3 separate regions of the Homo sapiens genome follow, and all the other regions are linked to region 3. The links are chromatin contacts, found by Hi-C in ENCODE. All regions are on one chromosome and are shown on one strand. The core of a region is the stretch at or near the end of the contact, and the rest is flanking DNA. Distances in the headings are between cores, read along the strand shown. Region 1 holds the start of LYRM4-AS1 (LYRM4 antisense RNA 1). Region 2 holds the start of CDYL (chromodomain Y like). Region 3 holds the start of WRNIP1 (WRN helicase interacting protein 1).

Region 1 (3,374 bases), core at 825-3,324, 2.2 Mb before region 3:
AGCTGTTATTTATAAAACATCTAGCTGCCATATTGTGATCTAGGAAATTAGTAGGGTTTTTTTTAATTAACTTGCCACGCCTTATAATTCTGCTGTTTAAAATAATGGGAAACAGGTTCTCATTAGGTTTTTCCTTGGAAAGAAAATGTGACATTTCAGTCATAGATTACATTTTGACTTTTTTTTTTTTTTTGAGACAGAGTCTCACTCTGTCGCCCAGCCTAGAAGTGCAGTGGCGAGATCTTGACTCACTGCAACCTCTGCCTCCCAGGTTCGAGTGATTCTTCTGCCTCAGCCTCTTGAGTAGCTGGGATTACAGGCATGCGCCACCACACCCTGTTAATTTTTGTATTTTTAGTAGAAAGCGTTTCACCATGTTGGCCAGGGTGGTCTTGAACTCCTGACCTCAGGCGATCTGCTCGCCTCGGCCTCCCAAATTGCTGGGACTACAGGCGTGAGCCACAGCACTCAGCCAGATTACCGATGTTTTTAGTGGCAGATGACTTTCCGGCCTTGTCTTAGTTTTAATTTTTTTTTTTGAGATGGGGTCTTACTATATTGTCCAGGGTGGTCGTGAACTTCTGAGTTCAAGTGATCCTCCCACCTCAGCCTCCCAAAGTGCTGGGACTACAGGCGTGAGCCACTGTGCTCGGCCAGATTACTGATGTTTATAATGGCAGATGACTTTCCAGCCTTGTCTTAGTTTTATTTTTATTTTTGGAGATGGGGTCTCACTATATTGCCCAGGCTGGTCTTGAACTCCTAAGCTCAAGTGATCCTCCCACCTCAGCCTCCCAAAGTGCTGGGATTACAGGCATGACCCACTGTGACTGGCTTAGTTTTAAATTCTTAATTATTTACCTTGTAAACTACTTAATTCCATTTCTTCCACATCTCATAGAAAAACTGATGTTCCAGGAAGATGTATCACCAATATTCTGCTGTTTTGTATCCTGCCAGTGCAGAATTGGGGCTGTGCCTCTCTAGTTTGAGAAGCATGTAGTAACATACTTGATTTTGCCCTGATCAGTAACGTACCGCATGCTGGGAGCCGCAGTCTCTTAACCGCTCCAAGCCCGTGACAGAAAAACGAAATGGAAAAATGACTTAGGAGAATTATCACTATTAACCCCCAGAAACAACACATTATTAAAAGCGGTTCTGAAGGGCTATTTAAAAGGGAACTCAATAGTAGTTTCAAAGGAGTCCTATTGTAAGGCAAAAATTGTGCTTTACCTTCCCGCACAACCTTCCCTAATGTTTTGGGAAGGACTGATACAAACTTTTAGTCCTGTTGGCCTGTGTTAATAATGGCCAAGAGGTCCCCAATGGGTAACAGAGTCCTGTGAACCAAACAGTGTGAGAAGTCAGAAAGCAGCTGGGTGTGGCCCCCAAAGCAGCTTAGGGGGTTACTTAACTGTGCGGCTACATTTCTTGACCATATACTAAAGGAACTGGGCCTTTCCATGCGATGTTTTCCTTTTATAACGGTGGCAGGAAGCGGTCCCTCTGAGGGGCCTGACCGAGGTATGCGCCGGCGCCAGGCTGGGGTCCAAGGGGCGCTCCGAGGCGGGGCCCACAGAGAGGGTTTAGGGCAATTCCAAGGGATGGCGGGGACGGAGGAAAAGTGGCGTTGAAAAGGCAAGAGCCAGGTTCCCAGCCACTGGGACAGTGAATTTACAGCTTCAGACATCCACCAAAGAGCGGCTGCGTGGGCTCCTAAGAAGTCTAAGAACTGCTCAGAAATCCAGCGCCGCCATCCCCACTCCACCGCCGCCAGGGGCGCACAGCAGCGGGTATGCGGCCGGAGGGAAGGGGCGGGGCGGGAGGAAGGGGCGGGGCGTGCCCCGCCAGCGGAGGCCGGGAGGACCAGGAACCCAGGAGAGCATGGCCACGCTGCGCCGGCTTCGGGAGGCGCCGCGGCACTTACTGGTTTGCGAGAAATCCAACTTCGGCAACCACAAGTCGCGCCACCGGCATCTTGTGCAGACGCACTACTATAACTACAGGGTGAGTCCGGCTGTCCTCGGCTTTTCGGGCCGTGCTCAGTCCCCGCGTGCGAGAGAGGTTTGGGGAGAGTGCTAGGCTTCGCGGGGCGGGGCCGCCGGCGGTACGCGGAGGGGCGGGGCCCTCGCCCGGCTTGCTGGGAGTTGTAGTCTCTTAACTGCTCTAAGCCAGTGGCTTGCAGGGCTACAGGACTACAACTCCCAGGATGCGCCGGGCGTGGGGGCGGTACCCAGTCTGGAGGGAGCTGTTGTCAGGGGCGTTCTGGCTGCTCACTCGTGTCAACCCGCCGAACTGGGAGTGAGTCCAGGGAGGGATTCGAGGTTCAGGGCCGGGACCAGGGAGTTAGGCTGTGGGGCAGCCACGTGCACCTCGCTTTTTCCCCAAATCAGGGCGGGTCTCGCGCCTCCTCCCCACCACTGCCTCCTCCCCAGCTTGAATCCCTCTCCCACCTGCGTACCTGTGGATCTCACCAGAGCATCCTGCCTAGGCTCGGCCCAGGAAGCGACTGATTTTCCTTTTTTTTTTTTTTTTTTTTTTAGACGGAGTTTCGCTCTGTCGCCCAGGCTGGAGTGCAGTGGCGCGATCTCGGCTCACTGCAGGCTCCGCCTCCCGGGTTCACGCCATTCTCCTGCCTCAGCCTCCCGTGTAGCTGGGTCTACAGGCGCGCGCCACCACGCCCGGCTAATTTTTGTATTTTTAGTAGAGACGAGGTTTCACCGTGTTAGCCAGGATGGTCTCGATCTCCTGACCTCGTGATCCGCCCGTCTCGGCCTCCCAAAGTGCTGGGATTACAGGCGTGAGCCACCGCGCCCGGCCGAAGCGACTGATTTTCTAAATTGGTTGTTGGAACTAATTTGATATCTGAGAGACTTCAAGAAACTAACCTTATCATGGGGGATTAAACATTTTACACTTTAAATGGATCAGCTTAATAACTCAGGTTTGACTGAGCAGTGTTTCAGAGATGTTAAGTGGTGACCTGATCAGTCAGAACAGGCTGGTGTTTGAGCCTTGGGACAGTGATGACTTTTACAATGTGGCAACATTTGAAGCCTGCCCTGTTTTTAACACCTATTTTGGATGTCAAGCTCATCACAGCAGTCAGGGATGTATACTTTAACTCGCCTGTTGCATTTTTCTGTCTCGAAAATGAAAACATACAGGAGCACCATTGCTTGCACATAGATTCTTAGTAATTGGATGTCCATAAATTAATTCCTTATGCCCCGACAGATAGTTTGTTTCATTCCAGGATAACACCAGGGTAAACAAATCAAGGGATATTCAATTATACTATATTTCCTTGAAAATAAAATAGTGAAAGGAACAGGACATAAAATATACAGCATTGCTAATTTGCAAAAGAT
Region 2 (3,546 bases), core at 661-3,160, 2.0 Mb before region 3:
AACTGATTATGTAATCATACTCATAAAAGCAAATGCCAAGAGTGAACACTCATGACTAAACAACCAAAGAATGATCTAATGTAGAAACTAAAATCCCCCATACCCTCATGCTATGTACTTCCCCCTGTACAGACTTCACCTGGAAGACCTCAACCTCAAACATCCTAGCCTCCATTTCTGTGTCTTCCAGACACACAACACTTTCCTTCCTAGAAGGAAAGCTCCTGAGAACAGGGAGATTTTTCTTCTTTTACATCCCCAAATGACCTAAAATAGTATCCTGAATACAGCGGGGCACAGCTAATGTGTAAAATGGTTGAAAAGAATGGAACATTTTCAGTACCAGCTAAGGTATACTGACCACATACAATGTAAGGAGAAGCAACAACCTTACCCTTAATTCTACAGATGGCAGCTTCCTCCTGAGAACTTCTGCAAACACTTGCTCTTAAAAAGCAACAAAAAAGTTGCTAGAAGACTAACATCGCAGACAACAAAGCTCTATTCTATGCCAACAGCAATAATACGCCCATAAGAGAAGACAACTGAAAGGATCCCTGGGGCCACAGGGCTCTACTTGTTACAGATGCTTCCTTAAGTCCCTCAACACCCAGGTCCCTAAACGCATCATAAAGGTGAGTCTAGAGAGTCTTCGCAAGTTTTAAGTCTCTTAGGAACTTATTTATAAATACATGTGAAACAAGAGAATCATTTATCCAGAAGAACAGAAAGCCTTCCAAACTTCTGTACTCCCAGGAAGTCTACTTTGAAATACGTCAAAAGAAGTTACATGGAGACATACAAAACATGTCTAAAGATCCAAATTGGTAACTCTCAAACTTGAAGCTGGTTTAAACCCATCGACCAGAACTTACAGTTCTGGCTATGCCCTTCTCATTTGCAACGCTGCGGCGCAAATGAATGACGGTGTATCAGCGTTAAATTTAAATTTCCTGGCTCTGGCCACAATGCTAACCTAATTAAAGCATGTGGTCAACGTTTAGCATTTTCGGTGCGAGATTTTGCATCGCTTTGGCGAACAGCAAAGTCGAAAGCGTTTGCACCGGTCTTCTCCCCGCCACCCCCCGACCAGGGGCAAAACCCTCTCCCAAATGCTTTATCAAATGATCCAGAAACCCCCCCACACCCCACCCCCCGTACCGCCCACGGTCCCCGCCGAGCGGCAACGGAGGCACCACTTCCACGACCCACGCCAAGAGCACTTTGAGCTCAGTCCGAGCAAGTCACTTGTGTCAGCACCACTTCCCCACGGCTGGGACCCCCCCCCCCACCCCACGCCCGGCAACTTCAGGACCCCCCGGCCGGGGCCCCTCGGAACGGAGGCTCGGGCTCCCCTCACACACATTTCCCGTCCAGCAAACTGCGGCCGCGGCGGGGGAGGGGACGCGGCGGGCGCGGGCGGCGAGCGGGGCCGTCGGGCGGCGCGGCCGGGCCGGGAGGGGCGGCGGGCGGGGGGCGGCCCGAGGCCGGGGGGAGGGGAGGTACCTCGTACAGCTCCTCGGAAGCCATGGTGGGCGGCGGAGTTGCGGGCGGGAGGGGCAGGGTCGGGGCGGGCGCCGGCGCCGGGCGGCCGACACTTTGTTTCAGTTGGGTCCTGCGTGGCCTGCGCTTCCTGCTCCCGCGGCCGGCCGGGCGCTGGGCACGGACGAGCCTCTTGCACTCCGCGGCCAGTGCGGGCCGGCGGCGCGGCGGGGTTGTGCGCAGGAGCAGCTACGCAACGCGCCCTGGGCGCCCCGCGCTCACTCCCCGGCGGGCCGGCTCGCGCTCGGGCTCATCGCGCCCCGCCGCGGGGCCGGGCGGGCTGGGGCGGGCGCGGCGGCGTGCGGGCGGCGCGGCCGGATCGCGGCTCCCCTCTCCGGTGTAGTGCAGAAAGCTTCCTACTTGCGACCAAAAAACCTGCCCCGGCTACTGAGCATGCCCAGTGCGGCCGCCCGGCCCTGCGGAGCCGCGCTCCCGCGCTCCGGGTTTTCGGGCCGCCCGCGCGGGAGGGGCGGGGCGGCGGCGGGGCGGGGCAGCCGAGGGGAGCAGTGGGCTCCGCTCGGGGCCGAGGCGGGCGGCCGGCGGGGCCGGGAGCGAGCCGGCAGGAAGGGGAGGAGCGGGGCAGTCGGGGGCGGGGCCGCGAGCGCGGGGGGCGGGGTGGTGGGCGGGGCTCCGACTTCCCCAGTCCCGCTTGCGGGGTCGGCCTGGCCCGCGGCACCGCCCCCCAGCCCGCCTCGACGTGGGCGCTTGCGGCCCGGCCCAGGGCAGGCGGGACCTGGACCTCGAGGTTCGAGGCGCAGCGCGGTTGTGCACACCAGGACGGGCAGCGACGGACCCGAGATGGGGCAGGGAACCATGCGAGCGAGCCGGCCCGCGTCTGGAGCCCACCGCCCCGACGGCAGCGGCCGCGCCGTCTACCGCGCGCCTCCCTCCAGGAGGAGCCCAAGAGGCGGCCTCCGTGCGCCCGCCCGTCCGGGGCCGGGCCAGCCCGCGAAGGGCCGGCGGCGTGGCCAGGTGGAGCACCCACCCCACCCCATGCCCGCCCCACCGGCCGCCGCCAAGACCCGGAGCCCGGGCCGCGCGCCCCGCGGGGTGGCCCGGCGAGCTCCGGCTGGCACGCTGGCTCCGCGGCAGGCCGGGGGTGGGATCCGGGGGGCGGGAGCCGGGCGCGGCGGAGGGCGGCGCGAGGGCGCGGCTGCCTCCGCTCTGCCCGCAGCTCCCCCCACGCCAGGCCTCTGGGTTCCTCTCGGAGCGTCCGCCTCCTCCGAAGCGCAGCTGGGAAGGGACCGAGTCTGGATTCCAGGGAGGTCCGGGTTCTAATCGAACGAGGCTGTCAATGGTGGTTCCTTTCGCGGAACGGTGTGGACTACACGACAGGCCCTCGCTCAGAACAGCGAGGGCTGGCCCGCGCTCCACTTCCCAGGGAAGATCTACTGCCAGGGCACACCTGCCGGGCCCTGGACGTGCCCCATCGGTGGCGAAAGAAGGGGCTTCCTGACCCAACTCCCCCAGACAGCCGCCAACTCCGATCACTCTGGCCGAGTATGCGGAACTTCCCCACGGGGCACTGCAGAGGCATTAGTTCACCCTCTCCCCCAGGCCCTGCATCGGGAAGCCCTCGCCAGTTCCTCCATGTCTCCCCGGGCATCCTTCGGGCCGCCTCACTCCTCCGTGCTCCATCTCGCTCCAGTTCCTAACCTACCTTGGAGCCACAAGGCTCCTCCCACCAGTTTTCTTCCTAAAGCCCTATTCGTTTGTGCCCCCCAACAGCGTTTCAACAACCACGGGGCGTCTCACAGACCCCGCGGTTTCCTGTCCTCCCCACGCCCAGGAACAAGCACCACGCCAACCCTTAAGTCACTGCGAGTCGAATCGCCGTTCCCCTTAAGCGGTGCTTCTACCTGCGGTCCCCACCGTTTGAAACAAACTCCCAGCTCAGGGATCACCTTAAAAGGATAGCCTTCCTGACTTCCAGGGCCAAATCGGTAACTCCCTCTTCAAGCGCTGCCTAAGCACTCACGCGTGCTCACTGCAGCACTCGTCTCT
Region 3 (3,637 bases), core at 706-3,205:
CCCTGAATTCTCCCTTTCCCTTCCTGATGCTGGTTCTTCTCCCTTATTATGGATAAAAGCATCCTGTATTTAAGCACTTCTTAGCTTTCTCTGTTTTCTGGCTCACCTCCTCCATTTTTTTCTCAAGTGTTTTTCCAATGACATGCTTTCTAGACTCACAATATCCTAACTGCCCTCATCTGGAACGCTAACGCCTCACGAAGGGACACAGAACTGGACACCAAAATGCACGGATGTTTCTTCTCTAGAGTACAAGGCATTATGAGAAAAGTTACGGAAATACCGGATGAAAATGACTTGCAGATGAAAAAGTTTTTATGTTAGTTTTGTAAATACATGAGTATATTTAGTAAAATCAATATATTCTCAAGAATATAAGAATGTTAAATAAACTTATTCTTAAGAATAAATACCAGTCTGTTAAACCAACAACTAGTGGAAAAGGAAGGAAGCACAACAGAATTAATTTGATTTTTTTCAAAGCTGAATCCGTTATTATGTACAAACGGAATATACAAATGTTTCTTTACAATTTAAACATGCTGATTCCTTGCGAATTCGGTTACTAAATCAAAGTCTGGGGAGGGGGCGGGGAGACCGATGGAAGATAAAGGCAGATCAAATCTAAGAGTCCACATCTTGTAAAACTATGGATTCACAGACATCGTCCTTTTGCAAACCCGGCAAGCCTGCCTTACCAATCTGGGGGTGTGTGCCCTTTTCACACCCATCACAGACTCCACCTGTGGACCAGGCACTGCCCCAGCCCAGCCCAAGTCTGCACCCCCTTATCCAGGAGAGGCAGGCGGCTTCTTTCGAGGGCAGCACACCCGGCTCTCCGACCATCAGCTGCATCCACCGCCGAGATAACTACGGAAGCCCAACGGCCAAGGCCGCACTCACCTTGCCGCAGCCCGGCGGCCCCCACAGGATAAGCGAGGGGATTTCGTTGGTCTCCAGGAGCGAGCGCAGCAGGGTATCCTGGCCCACGGCCTTGCTCTGCCCGAAGTAATCCTGCAGCGTGTCAGGACGCATCGTGTCGGCCAGCGGCTTGCCCTGTAGCATCTGTCGGATCTCCTCGGCAGCCAGCGCCCGGGGGTGCGGGCGGCCCCCGCCACTGGCCCCGAAGGCGGTGGCGGCTTCGGCAGCGTCCGCGTCCCAGTGCCCCGGGTCGTCCTCGCCGTCCGCGTCCGCGTCCCCGTCGCCATCGCCGTCGCCCACGGCCTCCTCCTCCTCCTGCGCCTCCGCCTCGTCCCAGCTGCGCGGAGACGCGCTCCCCGCCGCGGCGGCGGCCGCCGGCCTCTTCCCCGACCCCTTCCTCCCGGGGCTGCTGGAGCGGGCCACCGGGAAGTCGGGGATAAGGCGGGCGCCGCTGGGTGTGGGCGGCGCGTCGTAGCTCTCGCGGCTCTCGGTCTCGCCGCCGTCGTCGCCCTCCTCACCCTCGCCCTCGCTGCTCTCGGCTGCCGTCGGGGTGGCTGGCTGCTTCAGCGCCGAGCTCTCCGACAGCCGCCGCCTCTTGGCGCCGGGCGGCGAGGGCCCCTTGGCCCGCTCCCCGGCGCGGTGCGACCCGGCCGCGGGCTCCGCGTGCCCCGCCGGGTGGAGCAGCAGACAGCGGTCCAGGTGCGAGTTGATGTGCGCGGCGGGCATCATCTGCTGGCACACGGGGCACTGCACCTGGTGCAGCTGCGAAAGGAAGGGGTCGTCTTCCGGCCCGCTCACCTCCATGGCGGCCGCCGCCCTCCCCGGCGCCCGGCGCGGCCGCAGCAACCCGTGCGCACGCGGAGGCCTTCGATGCCCTCCGCTAGGCCCCGCGCCGCGAGACCCTCGCTCGGGGAACCAGCAGGACGCTCGCGGGCCGGAGGAGGGCGCCGCTCATGCCTCACGTCCGCAGCTCCCGCGTCCGCCCGCCCTCGGCCGGCCGCTGGCAGCGCCTCACGCGGCGTGTCGGGAAGTGTAGTTCGTGGCCGTTTGCCCCGGCGGCGGAGGCGCCTCGCGCGGCATGTAAGTAAGTGTAGTCCGTGGCCGTTTGCCCCAATCACCGCCGAGAATACCTCGCGCGGCACTTCGGGAAGTGTAGTCCGCGGCCATTCGCCCCAGCTGCCGTGCGTCCATTTCCGACTCTGAGAACAGCCTTTGCGGGGGCGGGGGAGGGGCGGGGGGGGGGGTTGCGAGGCGAGCGTGGTGCGCGTGCGCGAGGTTGCGCGGTGGCGGACGCAGCCCTCCGCCCAGGCCTGCGAGTCGCGCGAGGGCAGGGAGGAGCCACGGACTGCGCGAGGTTGTTGGAGCGGCGAGCGCCGCTTTCCCGGCCTTCCGTGCTGGGCTGTTGAATGGGCCTGTGGGGACAAGCAGGAGGCGGCCGCAGCGGGTCGTTTGTAACGAAAGGGAAATGGGGGAAAAAACCCAAAAGCCTCCAATAGAAAACCAGTGTTCTATTGGACGTGAACAGCAGAAAAAATACAAACAAGTACGCGAGTGAAAGAAATGCTCACCTCAGTAGTGGTCAGGGAAATGAAAATAAAGCGTCCCTCGCCCCCTTTTAGATGTGTTGGCGTTTAAGTCAAGGGCGGTTCACCTACAGCGCGCTTCGAGCCAAGAGATGCTTCTCGCGGGCCGCTGTGTAATAGTGGCAAATCGGAAACACCAGCCTTCTGTCTCCTTAGCAACCAAATGATGGGAGGCGCCCGTGTGCAATTACGTCCTAGACGGATAGAAATGGAAAGAATATCAGATTAAAACAAGTGTGGTAGTCTGCATCTTTGAATGAATTACCATGTTATTTTTTGCTTTTGTCTAAGTCTCCCGTTTTAAAACATGTATCTCAAAACAGGCATTTTTGGTAACTAGAAGAGGTAAATGAATTGAGGGAGAATGAAGACTTTTCCGAAATTTGGCCAAAACTTGAATTTTTATTTCATCTGGGCAAGAGCACATTGAGGGTCTCACTCGTTCTGTCGCCCAGGCTGGAGTGCAGGGCCGCGACCAGAGCTCACAGCCTTGAACTCCTGGGCGCCCGGGACCCTTCCGCCTTAGCCTTTGGAGTCGTCCTGGGGTTACAGGCTGAGCCACCACGCCTGGCTGGCTGGTTAAGAGTTGTTTCTAACTAAAAAAGTTAGGCTCAAAAATAAGATTAATAGAAACGCTAGAGAAACAAGTTAAACTTTAATCATCATGTAACGTGAAACTACCAAAAGAGGATCGTGAGCTTTCATTATTTTTTTGAGACGCAGTTTCACTCTTGTCCAGGCTGGAGTGCAATGGCGCAATCTCAGCTCACGGCAACCTCCGCCTCCCGGGTTCCAGTGATTCTGCTGTCTCAGCCTCTCGAGTAGCTGGAATTACGGGCGTCCGCCACCACACCCAGGTAATTTTTTTGGATTTTTAGTACAGACGGGGTTTCTTCCTCGAACTCCCGACCTCAGGTGATCCGCCCACCTCGGTCTCCCAAAGTGCTGGGATTACAGGCATGAGCCACTGCGCCCGACCGTGAGCTTTTTTTTTTCATTTGTCCCTCAGCAGTGAGAGGTGACAGCATTCTGGCAGCCCTCTCAGTCCTCGCTCGCTCTCAGCGCCTCCTCTGCCTTGGCGTCCACTCCGGCCGTGGTTGCGAAACCCTTCAGCCTGCCGCTGTACTATGGGA

What was found. Hi-C counts contacts between places; a loop is a spot of excess contacts on that map. Pooled maps may share reads with other maps.
Region 1: a map of CD8-positive, alpha-beta T cell shows a loop between it and region 3 (11-fold over the local background). The contact joins the promoter of LYRM4-AS1 here to the promoter of WRNIP1 in region 3. A Hi-C loop is called at or near these places in 3 of 168 maps with a recorded cell type or tissue (CD8-positive, alpha-beta T cell and naive thymus-derived CD4-positive, alpha-beta T cell) and 11 of 50 pooled maps.
Region 2: a loop to region 3 is called in a map of B cell, with 18 times the contacts of the local background. The contact joins the promoter of CDYL here to the promoter of WRNIP1 in region 3. A Hi-C loop is called at or near these places in 5 of 168 maps with a recorded cell type or tissue (B cell, CD4-positive, alpha-beta T cell, CD8-positive, alpha-beta T cell and 2 more), 1 of 37 single-sample maps with no recorded cell type and 13 of 50 pooled maps.

Annotation. Positions count from the first base shown.
Region 1 is chr6:5,002,516-5,005,889 of GRCh38, reverse strand. It overlaps LYRM4-AS1 (LYRM4 antisense RNA 1), which reads right to left and starts at 2,074. Exons shown (of 4, transcript NR_126015.1): 1 at 1,931-2,074. RPP40 (ribonuclease P/MRP subunit p40) reads left to right here and starts at 1,853. Exons shown (of 8, transcript NM_006638.4): 1 at 1,853-2,010. The coding sequence starts at 1,888. RefSeq lists silencers at 1,743-1,872, 2,003-2,252.
Region 2 is chr6:4,774,768-4,778,313 of GRCh38, reverse strand. It overlaps CDYL (chromodomain Y like), which reads right to left and starts at 1,910. Exons shown (of 7, transcript NM_004824.4): 1 at 1,507-1,910. The coding sequence starts at 1,530. CDYL-AS1 (CDYL antisense RNA 1) reads left to right here and starts at 2,888. Exons shown (of 2, transcript NR_183279.1): 1 at 2,888-3,042. RefSeq lists silencers at 1,559-2,108, 2,129-2,758 and an enhancer at 2,566-3,219.
Region 3 is chr6:2,763,711-2,767,347 of GRCh38, reverse strand. WRNIP1 (WRN helicase interacting protein 1) reads right to left here and starts at 1,955. Exons shown (of 7, transcript NM_020135.3): 1 at 904-1,955. The coding sequence starts at 1,725. It also overlaps a transcript of MYLK4 not described here. RefSeq lists silencers at 1,035-1,354, 1,525-1,984, 2,145-2,194, 2,575-2,664 and enhancers at 2,119-2,413, 2,511-3,390.